Linked DNA regions of Homo sapiens: region 2 is linked to region 1. A link is a contact called in ENCODE Hi-C or POLR2A ChIA-PET data. All regions are on one chromosome and are shown on one strand. The core of a region is the stretch at or near the end of the contact, and the rest is flanking DNA. Distances in the headings are between cores, read along the strand shown.

Region 1 (6,475 bases), core at 1,027-3,526:
TGATGTACTAATAATGATCAGTTTTTAATGGTGCTAATGTCATATAAATGTGACGTTAAACAACAAAAATTTTGTGAGATTGAATGTTAGCTAAATATCTCTACATATTATTAAGAATCTAATAGAGGCTTTAATGAAGTTACATTTATAGCACTAGCTAATAAAAGATGCAAAGGTCACAAGCTAGTCTTCTCTCACTGTTTCTCGGCCTATAAAAATCTAGTAGGGGTTTCATAGGATTTTGGCAACATTTGTTTGTTGTTATATGGCTGTAGACTTTTTTTTTTTTTTTTTTTTTTGAGACGGAGTCTTGCTCTGTTGCCAGGCTGGAGTGCAGCGGCGCGATCTCAGCTCACTGCAACTTCCGCCTCCCGGATTCAAGCAATTCCCTGCCTCAGCCTCCCGGGTAGCTGGGATTACAGGCGCCTACCACCACGCCTGGCTAATTTTTGTATTTTCAGTAGAGATGGGGTTTCACCATCTTGGCCAGGCTGGTCTTGAACTCCTGACCTTGTGATCCACCCACCTTGGCCTCCCACATTGCTGGAATTACAGGTGTGAGCCACCGCGCCCAGCTGACTTATTAAAGGGATCCAAGCCCATGTTGTTTTCTTGAACATTTCTAATAGTTTCATTTTTGATTTGTTTTTTCCATTTTTCATGAGTTGCAAATTGAACTTTGATTGACACAGAGTATCAGGTGGAAGCCAGATTTGACGTATGCCAGTATTAGACTTTCTCTTTCCAGGATAGACCAGCCCAAGTGAAGTGGCACTGACATTGCATCTCCCTTTGGTTAGCGAAGTCTTTTATAATATTGTAAACATGGGGTTTTTTTCTGAGAAATAATGATAGCACATTTATTGATCACCATGCTCTTAACCTTTTCTAGTTATAATTTTTCTTAGTTATTTTATTCCTTGTAAACACACTTGTATAGTGTGTTTCAGTGTTCAAAGCACTCTAGACATTCTTACTTGATTCTGACAATAGCCCTATGTAGTTAAAGCATGTGATGTTATTTTGATTTCACAGTCTTAAGTGACTTGCCCAAGATCACATAGCCAACAAGCATGGAAATAGGGTGAAGAAACCAGTTTTTTCCAGTTCACAGTCCAGTAATGTTTCTTGAAGCTAAATGGTGCTCTGTTTGTTTACATGACTAAAAACTGAGTTATTTTATTCATGTGAAAGGTCTCCTATGTTGTAACAACTTCCTTGAATGCCACAGAATCGAATGAATGTATTTCATGTCAATGTACTAAACGTAGCTTCTGTGTTTGGGAGCAGATAATTGGTGGTATTCAGCCAGAAAACCAATTTGTATAACTTAGATTCTGAATTTCAGAATTTCTCACCTAGTGGAGTATTTGTACCTGTTCCAGCATCCATCTTCAATTCCAGGAAAACATGGGTGATCCTTTATTGCTTGGTATTCACCTCATTAGGTGGCACAACTGTTTGCTAAAACAGTTTGTGCAGAAGTAAGGTCCAGAAGTAATTTAGCAAGAGAGTTACTTACATAAAGACTGAGAGCTACGTAGTTCTGGGTAAATGCTGGTGCAACATGACCTCTTTGTGTTTTGTATAAATGCTGTGCTAGTACTACCAGTTGTCTATATCCACTTAATCCACCCTTACTTTTGAAGGAGTCGATTAATTCTGTTTGCCTGAAATTTGATAATTGTATCATCAATGAAGTCATAACATTTTCATAAATGAGCTAGAGCTTTAAAAGTAGAATCCTTGTACACAGTCATTGGTAGGCAGTGTTTACTTTTTTGTTTGGTAAATATCTGAAATTTTAAAATTCATTTTTAGGTTAGCCAGTCCTACTTCCTGGATAGTAATGTAATATTTAAATTTGTCTTTGCCTTTCCCTAGGTTCTGTTTTGACCTAACAATGATAAGATTGTTTATCCTTTGAATTTGCTTAAAATTACCATCAGGTTTCTACTTTCCCACAAGAGCATGTGATTGCTTTATCCCAGCTGTAAGATAATAGAACAACCTAGTGTTGCTTGGTTTACTTTGTATGCCTTTTTCTATTTGCATAAACCCTGATCTGATTACAAACTTGTATTTACACCATTCCCTTGACTCCTTCCAACTCAAAGTATTTATTGTCCAGTTAAAACATTTATGGTCATATAAGCTGGCTTATCTTTTTTTCTTTGATTTTTTTTTGAGTCAGAGTCTCACCCTGTCGCCCAAGCTGGAGTGCAGTGGCCCGATCTCGGCTCACTGCAAGCTCCGCCTCCCGGGTTCACGCCATTCTCCTGCCTCAGCCTGCAAGTAGCTGGGACTGCAGGCGCCCGCCACCATGCCCAGCTAATTTTTTTGTATTTTTAGTAAAGACAGGGTTTCACCATGTTAGCTAGGATGGTCTCGATCTCCTGACCTCATGATCCACCCGCCTCGGCCTCCCAAACTGCTGGGATTACAGGCGGGAGGCACTGCGTCCGGCCTCTTTTTTTCTTTTTTTTATTTGGAATAGCCTCTCACTCTGTTGCTCTAGCTGGAGTGCAGTGGTGCAATCAGGGCTCACTATGCCTTGACCTGGGCTCAAGTGATTCTCCCACCTCAGCCTCCTGAGTAGTTGTGACTACAGGCGTGGGCCACCAGCCAGCTAATTTTTGTTATTTTTTGTAGAGACGGTGTCTCTACCATGTTGCCCAGGCTGGTCTCAAACTCCTGGGCTCAAGCCATCCTCCTGCCTCAGCCTCGCAAAGTGCTGGGATTACAGGCATGAGCCACTGTGCCCGGCCTGAATTTCAATCTTACTTAAACTCAAACAGCCTTAAGAAATCTGAGTAATGAGTTTATAGCTTTTAAAAGAGATCTTCCTTATCAAAAATAATTATACTATCTCGTTTCAGGATTACTTATCAATGGTTCTGGTTATTTTTTCTAGAATGGAAACTGAACCCTATCTTTAACATTATTTAAAAACTTGAGAGTTATTTTAAAAGTATGACAGGAATTGCTCTCACAGCTAAAATTTTTCCTTAAAAAACCTTTAGCAGTCACAAATAATTGTTACCTACTTAATTCTATTTAAAAAAACAGGAATGATAGAAGGGTTTTATTTTATTTTTGTTATTTTAAAGATACTTTTGAAAACCGTTTAGCACCCAGTTTCTTTTACTCTGTGGAATGCTGCCCCTTTCCTTCTGTGTTTATTTTGTAATGGCACATGGATAGATTGTGATGGTGGTCTCTATGTCAACTTTCTATTGGTGCGTGTGTGTGTGTGTGTTTATGTGTGTTTATTCCATTTCCCTTTTGGGAAGCAGGAATTGGAGCTGGAAGAGAAAGAAACAAATTATTTTCATCTAATCTTTTTTCTCCTCAGCTTATTTAACTGACTTAAACTATGGAAAAATTGGTAATTTATATTTAAAATTTATAAATTGTGTTTCCCACCATATATATTTTTTATTTACATATATATGTATATATATTTTTTGAGACAGGGTCTTGCTCTGTCACCTAGGCTGGACTGCAGTGGCATGATCATAGCTCACTGCAACCTCAAAGTCCTAGGCTTAAGCGATCTTCCCACCTCAGCCTCCAGAGTAGCTGGGACTACGGGTACAACCATGCTTGGCTAATTTTTTTTTTTTTTTTTTTTGAGATGGAGTCTTGCTCTGTTGCCAGGCTGGATGTGCAGTGGCACGATCTCAGCTCACTGCAACCTCCGCCTCCCAGGTTCAAGCAATTCTCTTGCCTCAGCCTCCTGAGTAGCTGTGACTACAGGCGTGCACCACCACACCCAGATAATTTTTGTATTTTTAGTAGAGATGGGGTTTCACCATGTTGGCCAGGATGGTCTCAATATCTTGACCTCGTGATCTGCCCGCCTCGGCCTCCCAAAGTGCTGGGATTACAAGCGTGAGCCACCATGCCCGGCCTAATTTTTTAATTTTTTGTAAAGACAAGGTCTCACTGTATTGCCCAGATAGATCTTGAACTCCTGGCCCCAAGTGATCCTCTCTCCTCAGCCTCCCAAAGTGCTGGGAGTAGAGGCGTGAGTCACTGTGCCTGGCCCTCCAAAATATTTTTACTTTCATTTAAGTTTGCTACCGATATCCTATCCTTACTTTCCCTATGTCCCCTTAATCTTATCTTTATGGTAGTTTAGGAGAATCTAGACTGCCGCTTTGCTTAACTGATACCGCCCCGGGAAGCTATCACCAATCACATCACTGCCTCACATTGAGTAGGACTTGAAGTTCATGAAACATCTTTAATATGCTCATCTAACTCAAATTGATCCTTTGTGCTATATCTTGATGTTCTTTTCTCTTATTTGTTTGTATACTGCTTTATTAGACTATCACATTAGTTATCAAAGCTAGTAGTTAATTCACATGTTGATTTTCTAGGCCTGTATCCTTATTAGTCTAAGGTGGAAGAAACAGAGATAAAATTTCTAAATACCTACCTAAACTGGAAAGGAATAAGGAAGATAATTAATTTAGTAGAATCAACCTTTTTATTCTTGACAAAATCTGGTTAAAACAAACTGGTTTTACACACACATACACTTTTTTACACAGAATTATTGCTGAGTATATTAGTTAATATTAAAGTGTTTTTTATTTTAAATGCTACTATGTTGAAATTGATCTGGTGCCAAACAGTGTCATTCTTGTTAATTTATATCAATCTCTGTGTTTTATAATCCTTTGAACATATTAACAAGGAAAAAGGAATGATTGGTAATACCAAATATTATGGTTCTTTGTTATATAGTTTTAGAGAGCTACAGGTAATTGGCTATAAAATATTTGGTTGGCAGTGGAGAATATTTTTAAAATTCTATAGATAAAAGTAATAAGGAGTAGAGTAGAACTACCAGATATTCAAATATATTATAAAGTAACAGTATTGAAGCAGTGTGGCAAAGGCCCCAGATTAGATGTGTAGATCATTGAAGAAGAATAGAAATAAATGCTGTTATTTATATAAATCTGACATATGTTAAAGGAGGCCCTGTTAAACACTGGGTAATGGATTGATTATTTAATGAATGGGGTTGGAATAACCAGTTAGCAGTTTTAAGGAAAAATGCATTTAGATCATTATCTATACCAGATACAACAAAAAGTCAATTTGTGATAAAGTGTGGACATTTATATGATTGAAAATCTACAAGATAAAAACACTGAATACTCTATAATTTATCTGGAGTTCCTAAGCAGTTGGAAAACTGGAAAAAGAAGATAGTAAAAAATTGTTTTATTATAACAAATTTGCATTTGTTTTATTGTAACTGTAGATCTGTGAGCATTATAGGAAAACCTGTCTACTCCATGTTCACAATCTGAAAATTAGTCTCCTTTTTTCTTCACGTCATCTGGAAACTGTTTTTCTTCCAAACTAGCTAATGAAACACAGAATGCAATTCTTTATCTAAAATTTTATTCTGTAGGTGCGTTGAAAACTATACAGGAGCTCGTTGTGAAGAGGTTTTTCTCCCAGGCTCCAGCATCCAAACTAAAAGTAACCTGTTTGAAGCTTTTGTGGCATTGGCGGTCCTAGTAACACTTATCATTGGAGCCTTCTACTTCCTTTGCAGGTAAGTAAAATAGAAACATGCTTTTGAGAAAAGTAATACATAAAGTAGTTATTCCACTAAATAATTAATATGCCCTTAGTTCTAGATATTTTTCCAGATACTGTATTATGTTTAGTTATCTCTTTAATACAGTTTTTGTTACTAATTTCATTTTTGAAAGAATCTTAATAAGCAGTCTCAATTTGTTCTTTGTTACTGTTGTCAATATTTACCTTGACTTATCTAAACTACTAAGGTAAACCCATACTCACTATAGCAAATATGCCAAAAGCACCTGAATATTTGGGTTAGGTGTATTTAAAGTAAATTTTGTATGTGAAAGAAAAGGAACAACTTACGCAATACTGTACATGTTAGCTTAAGACATATGGTTAATATGCAGGGTCAGCTATCTAGTGCCCACTATTGTGCTAGGCATAAAGAATACAATAGTGAACAAAATAGACATGTTTCCCAACTTCAAAGATACTTAAATCAATTTGGAGAGACAGACAAAAAGGCAATTAATTTGGGGAAACTGGTAACTCACAAGAGAGACAAAAAAAAAAACTACTTGCATGAAGCAATTATGCACTGAAGATTACTTTCATTCGTTTTGATTTTCAATTGTTTTTGAAATTTTGTAAAAGTAAATATAGAATTTAGTAAGTCCAGGAGTTATTTGGCATAACTCTCATCATTAATTAATATTTATGAAACTCACACTGTATTCTATCATAGATACTTGTGAAAATGGAGCTGAAGGTAATCATAAAAGAGAGACAAGTGGGCTTGAGAAGTTTGTATACTAAGAAAGGTAACATATAGGTAAAATAGTATCTTGTTAGATCCTGATTTCTTAACTACTTTACATCAAGGAATAATTAAAAATTGGAGGAAATTGGCTTTTTA
Region 2 (6,475 bases), core at 2,514-5,013, 95 kb before region 1:
TTTTCACAGTACCAGAGTTGGGGGAGTGAACAAAATACACAGAACCCCTGCCCTTTGGAGCATTCATTCCATGGGGGAGATGGGCAATACACTTAACAACTAATTAATATAGTAGGCTAGGAGGTGCTACGAATAAAAGCAAGACAGGGAGGAGGAAAGGATGCTGTGGGAGTGGGGATAGTTTTAAAGGAGTGGTTGGACTATGAGCAAAGCTGAAATGAGGCGAGGGACTATGAAGATACCTGTGGGAAGAGTATTCCAGGGGAGAGAACCATTAGTGCTAAGGGCCTGGGGCAGGGGGTACAGCAAGGAGGCCAGTGTGGATGGAGCAGAATAGGATGGGAGGCCAGAGAACTATGGGGCAGAAAGTGCTTCATCTTGCAGTCAGGGTGCAAAAGGCAATGAGCCCAGAGTTTGAGCTATGCTGACTTGGGCTCAAATCTTGGCTCTGCCCCTTAGGTCATATACCTTGGGCTCCCCCACTTCTTATCATATAAACAGTTGACCACAAAGGGTGGTCACTGCAATATGAGATGTGAAACTTCCTATCACAGGACACAGCACACGACAGCCATAGTAAGAAACAGAGACTGATGAAAATCAAGTATTTCAAAGTAATCTGTGAACTTTTGTGATTCAAGACTGTCGACAACTGAATAAAAATCTCATTTTAAAGAATACTAAATTAAGAAATACTTTAAGAAAAAACACATTTCATAATGAAGTAGCTTACAAGGTCGATCAAGGAAAAACAAATATCCCAGTTTTAGTGCCTTATTCAACAATGTACTAAAATATTCATTATAATCAGTCACCACAGACATGTGAGTTTCATAGCTTGGAAAACTTTTCCCCCACTCTCCCAAAAACTCTCGTGAAGGGAATAAAAACAAATAATGCTTAAGCATTAATAGTTTCCCATATGACTTTCCCAGTTTAAATATATGTTTTAAGAGAAAAAAAAAGTAGTCCAGAAACACTTTTATATTTCCTGAATTGGCCTTTGCACGATAAAGCCTTCTCAGCTCTGCATTAAATGAAATCCTGCTTGAATGGAAGACAGCAGACTAGTCCGTTTCTCAAACTCTTCAATCATGAGATTCCCAACTGAAGAAGATAGTGATGCTCCCCACAGGAAAACTCATTTCCTCCCCAGAAATCAAGTAACACCTCTTGCTTTCTGCTTCTTGCCCAGTAACATCAGGACTCATCTTGAGTTTATCTGATCATAGACTGGAAATCCCCAAGACAGAAAGATCCTGTCTCAGCATTTCTGTAAACACCAGGGAATGTGCTCCTCCTAAACTGAGTGTTTCCCACGAGGCAAGAATACTATGTACAAACCGCTATACTGTTTCAAAAGAACAGTGTAATGAAAAAGGTAACATCATGTTGCTCTAAAACCAATCACATTGACCAAGGCAAAAACAGAGCTTATAAAATTAAAAGAGATAGTCTTATATTTCCTACTTAATATTATTCATCAATTTATAATTAAAAGCTGTTATTTGCATGGGATATACTTTCCAAATAATTCCTTCTATTCACCTATACCTTTCTCACCACTATCTCAACTATGTGACCTGAGTAGAAAAGCTATTAGCCCCACTGGGTGAATTTTCACTGATGCAACTACAGCAATTTCTAAGTCCATGAGAACTGCTAGGAATGTTTAACAAAATCCAATACCTGCATTATAATAATGCACTTTAAAAAAATGATTAAATACACATCCATAGCTGAATGCAGAGATTCCAAGAACTTTGAATGCATAATTGCTACAATCATAGAGAGACTGGATTACGAGCCACGGCTGGTACGGATGGATTCCTTCCTCCCATTAAGGCACTCACAGGCAAGTGTGATAGACAATGTTGCTCTGATGACTGGCAGTGAGACCAGAAGATAGTGTGAAGGGCAGCAAGGAGGGTAGGGTGGGATGCGATAATGGAAAATGGGAGTGATTCATTCTACTTAATGCATATACGTTTTATGGGTTTAAATCTGGAGGGAAACAACTTTTTAAACTCAACTCCTTGTGTGTGAGAATTAAATGGAAGCACATCTTGGACCCCACTTTTTATAGGTTTAGTGCCACCTCAAAAAATTCCATACTGATCCATTCTGAAACAACTGCTTTTCTTACTGGAAAGCCACAAAGTTGGTGCAGAATCTATGAAATGGAAAATTAGACCCAAGCCAACATGCTCATGCATAAGCTTGATTTTAATGAAAAGGTACACGGAGCAGCCGCACCTGGAGGAAAAGCCCCCTCAGGGCTCCCCACCTCCAGTATCCCCATGTGCTTGAGTTTGCATCCTTACCCTGTCCCTGACTGTGTGACCTTGGGCAAGTTAGTTAACCTTTCTAAGTCCTGGCTTGTTCATCTTCAACATGGACATAGCAGGTTTGCTGTGAGGACTAAATGAGCTCATACACAAATAGTTTTAGCTCAGTACCTGGTACATATGAACATTTAAGAAACATGTCCTTCTCGTGATTAGATGTGACACTCTGACCATTTTAGAAGCAATTACGGTTCAGCTATCATATCCCAACATCTTGTGATAACCATTTTCATTTTTTGCTTCTAGCTCTTACTATTCTTTTCATCACAATATTTTAGGGTGGAGGTATTTGGGGGAGGAGGTAAGCAGTTATATACATCCCATTTTCCCACTGTTGTTCAAAGCAAGGTGAAAAGCCAGGGAAATAAACACATGCACTGAAGAGAAATTCAGTCTTTAGGATATGATGTGATAGGTGTATGGAATATAAACAAATCATATAATTTCAACCTCTCACATATAGGGCATCAAATCATAGGTAGGTCTTATTTTAAAAGAAAAGCCAAGCAGCATTAAAGAGGATAGAGGGAACCCATATGGGCCTATTGCTAGCTCAGTATTGGTGACTGTGAAACAGGGATGGGTGAGCTAGATTACGGGGGTGTTTCATGGGGTCTGACTTCCAACAGGTGGCTAGCTTTAGTCATGTTCAGATGCAAAACCGTAATGAGTTTGAGTATGCAAGTCCCAGGGATTCTGTTGAAGGCCATCTTTTCTCGGCCATCAAGGGAGACAATTTTCTAGGTTTAAGCCTCCCTGGCAAGTTAGCAAGCAGGGAACTGCCTGCCCTAGCTTGCACCTGTCCCCTGAAGGGGATTCTGGCCTGACGGTGAAGACCCACCATCCCTTCCAGACAGCCCATTCTGCCGCTGGGGCACCTCCCGACAAACGGGGGAAGCCCACTAGGAAGTGGTCACGACCAACCAAGCCACAAATCCTCAGGGTGTGGGATTTCCACCTCTATACCACGTCTGAAAACCGAAAATAGGCGCCCGCTTGCCATACTGCAATGGGATTCCCCCCAGCAGCAACCCCCCCCTCCAGCTTGCATGTTTTATTAATAAATGCAAGATGGCACACGGAGGCAAAGAATGGGAGGTAAGGCATCTGCAGCTGGACCCGAACCAGGGCAGTTTGCAAAAATAAATAAGAAGCATGTGACAAGAAGCAGGTCTCCAGGCTGGAGCTGAAGCCCTGGGCTGCCCCACGCACCCTCGCCTGGCTCCCCCGGCCAGGGGGATGAAGGTCAGCGGCAAGATCCCAGCCCTTCCGAGCACGCATCCTGCAAACCTTGACCGGTCCCCCCACCCCCCGCCCCGACCACAAGACTCGGGCAGTGAGGCAGGGGAAGCTCTGGCCGCGGCCGGCTGCGAGGACACATACCTGCTGCCCGGGCTCGGGATTCGCTCGGCTCTGCAGCGGCGCCGGCCGCGGCTCGCGCTCCCGGGGCTCCCCTCTCCGCCCCCCCGCCCCCTCGCGGCCCCGCCGCTCCCTCCGCCCCTCCGCCCACCGCGCTCGGGGGCGCGCGCGAGGCCTCGCGCCGGCGGCTTGGCCGAGCCCGCGCCTGCGCCCTCGCCTCCCGCCGGCCGCGCGCGCGCGCCCCCGAGGCTGCGGAACGGCGGCGCGGCTGTCTAGGAAACCGCGGCGTCGGCTGGCAGGGGCTGGCGGCCTGAGCTGGGCAGGGGGCGGAGGCGGGGGCTCGGCTGTCTCCGGGGCTGCCACGCAGAGCGGGCTTCGTGGCGTGGGTGAGGGGGTCGCGGGGCAGGGTCGGGGCCTGAGTGCGAGCGTGTGGAGAGGCGAGGGGGCCGCGAAGGGTGGGTTTGACGGGGACGCAGGCGGGGCGCAGAAGCAACAAGTGCGGAGGCCGAGGGCGTCGCTCGGGGAAGCGGAGGACCCCCGCGGGATTTCGTACAGCTGAGAATGGGAACCTCCCGTCGCTTTGGCGCAGCGCTTTGCAGTTTCCAGAGCTCTTTCCCAGTTGCTCCGTTTCATCCGCGCGGGGCGCCCGGTGAGGGAGCGGATGGCACGCAGTGCCCGCTGCGCTTGGAGGCCACCGAGGGGAAAACACCTCTTTCTGTGTGGCCGGAGTCATAGCACGGTCAGAGTGCCTTGACTCTCAGTTGGCTGCCTGGGAGAAAAATACCTGTCAGTACATTCATTTGATGGCCTCAGCTCAGGACCCTTGTAGGACCGTGTTTCTCCTCTTTTTCCGTTTTTCGTTATCTGACTCTTAAAAAGGCTTTTTACACGTCCCCATCTCCTTTCCCCGTGAAATCCCAGTACCGCAGATACACTGTCGACCTGCTTATGTGCTGTATGTGTTATCCGTGCTTGATGCATAAAAAGTAACATTGCGCCCCTTGGAGGCAGCATCGCCCCGGTGGAGAAGCCTGTCCTAGGGCCATGATTGCCAGTTACCGGGTGGGTTAAACGGAACCACTGAGCAATCTGGATGCACCCACAGATATTCTCTGTGGTTAAAAAAAAAGTCCTCACCCATAATGGGTACTACTCTAATTAATGTTTGCAAGGGCTGCTGTGAATACGGCCATTTAAGCAGCTTCTGGATTCATAGTAGCTTATTATCGTTTGTCTTCTCCACCAATTCTTGCTAAAAATATAGCCATTTTCCTATAGGGTGTTGCGATTTTTATCTTAAAATATTTGAAAAGATGGGAAACCCTTGTTTCTAGGACACGGAGTTTCAGAATGGCTTTTGGCTCTGCAGATAGGTTTGATTTCTGATTCTTGTACCTCTTCTAAAGTGTTTTTATTTGATTAGGTCCAGTTGGCCTCCCAGGAATGTCCTTTGTCTTTTCTTCCTGCCGTAGCTTTTTTAGTATGGATAAAATGAAAATGGTAGAGTTGAAGGACTTCAAAACCACCTCTTGGAATTGCCCCACGGTCTTGGACTACCTTCCCTGGATTATACGGGAATATCTATACAGGGAGTATCTACTTTTGGCAAACTGAGAAAAAAATGTAAAATTTCTTCAGATCCTCCTTCGCCTTTCAGCATTTCCTACTCATCTCTAATCTCTAATGGTGGAATTTCAGAGGAAGAAACACTTGGAGATGATACTTGTGGAAGCTACCTGGGTTGCCAAAGGATTTTTCTACATTTCTAGACGGAAGAAATGTGGACTAGAATAGAGAAAGTGGAGATGGGTTAAGAAAAATTAATGGAGGATGCACGGGAGGGGAGCTATAGTTTTCTGACAGTCAGTGACAGCATTTTAACTAGGTACACTTTCTTTAGAAAAAGCTTTGGCATAGCTTGCCCAGATTGTTATCCACTCCATTTTCCACCTTAGTAGAACTCTACTTAAGATTTGATTGAAACTATTGAGAAGCATCCAGTTATAACGCTAATTAACTCTCAGAGTACGACAAGTATTTTGAAACTTGCTGAGAGAAATTTGAAGACCACTTCAAATTTCTACCAGGAATCTTTGTATCCTAATAAAATTTTTTTGAATTCGGGTTCATGCGACTTCAAGGGAACATTTTTTTCTACAATGGCTATTTATAGTATAATAGCCATTGTAGAAAATATTTATATTTATAAATATTTATATTATGTATTTATAATATAATAGCCATTGTATTGAAAATTACATGCTAATAAAGTTTACGTGTGTCTTAAGTGTTCTGGGTTTTGTCCTTTTCTGAGTAATCCGAGTTAATGGAAATTGTAGGTGCAACCATTTCATGTTGTAGTGTGAAGTCAAAAATCCCAAAACATGTATAATTTGTCAACTCTATGCTGCCCCCTGGTGATGTCTTACTTCACAGCACCTCCCCAAACTAAAATCTCCCTTCGATAAATTTTTTAGGGTATTGAAAACTTAAGTGTGGACGAGATGCCATTCTGCATTCTTCAAACTGGGCCTTCTCTTGTTTTCAAATACCCTGAGGCCTAACACCGGAGGAGGATTAGCCCTTGAGGCTGATGAGGCTAGAGGAACTGTGAAGATCTGCCACAGATCTCACTTTCACTTGGAGCATTATTCTTGAACTTAACTGGCTTATAAGACTCACTTGGGAACACTTGCTTAAAATCAGATTCTGTGAGTCATAAATTCAGCTGATTAGAAAAAAAAATCGGATTCTGGAGCCTCCTTTCA

What was found. Hi-C counts contacts between places; a loop is a spot of excess contacts on that map. ChIA-PET counts read pairs that join two places held with the same protein, here RNA polymerase II (POLR2A).
Region 2: a map of Caco-2 shows a loop between it and region 1 (2.3-fold over the local background). The contact joins the promoter of TMEM266 here to the enhancer-like site in region 1. A Hi-C loop is called at or near these places in 1 of 168 maps with a recorded cell type or tissue (Caco-2). POLR2A ChIA-PET finds 5 or more read pairs at or near these places in 5 of 52 experiments (A549, BJ, Caco-2 and 2 more).

What each region holds. Positions count from the first base shown.
Region 1 is chr15:75,960,937-75,967,411 of GRCh38, reverse strand. It overlaps NRG4 (neuregulin 4), which reads left to right. Exons shown (of 6, transcript NM_138573.4): 4 at 5,438-5,584. Among named protein-coding and RNA genes, the nearest start is that of NRG4, 48 kb to the left of the region's middle. Within about 2 kb of position 2,276, at least 3 of the 41 ENCODE cell types and tissues checked have a DNase peak (open chromatin) inside an H3K27ac peak, as active enhancers do.
Region 2 is chr15:76,057,273-76,063,747 of GRCh38, reverse strand. TMEM266 (transmembrane protein 266) reads right to left here and starts at 3,763. Exons shown (of 11, transcript NM_152335.5): 1 at 3,732-3,763. It also overlaps a transcript of NRG4 not described here. RefSeq lists a silencer at 4,721-4,770 and an enhancer at 6,254-6,303.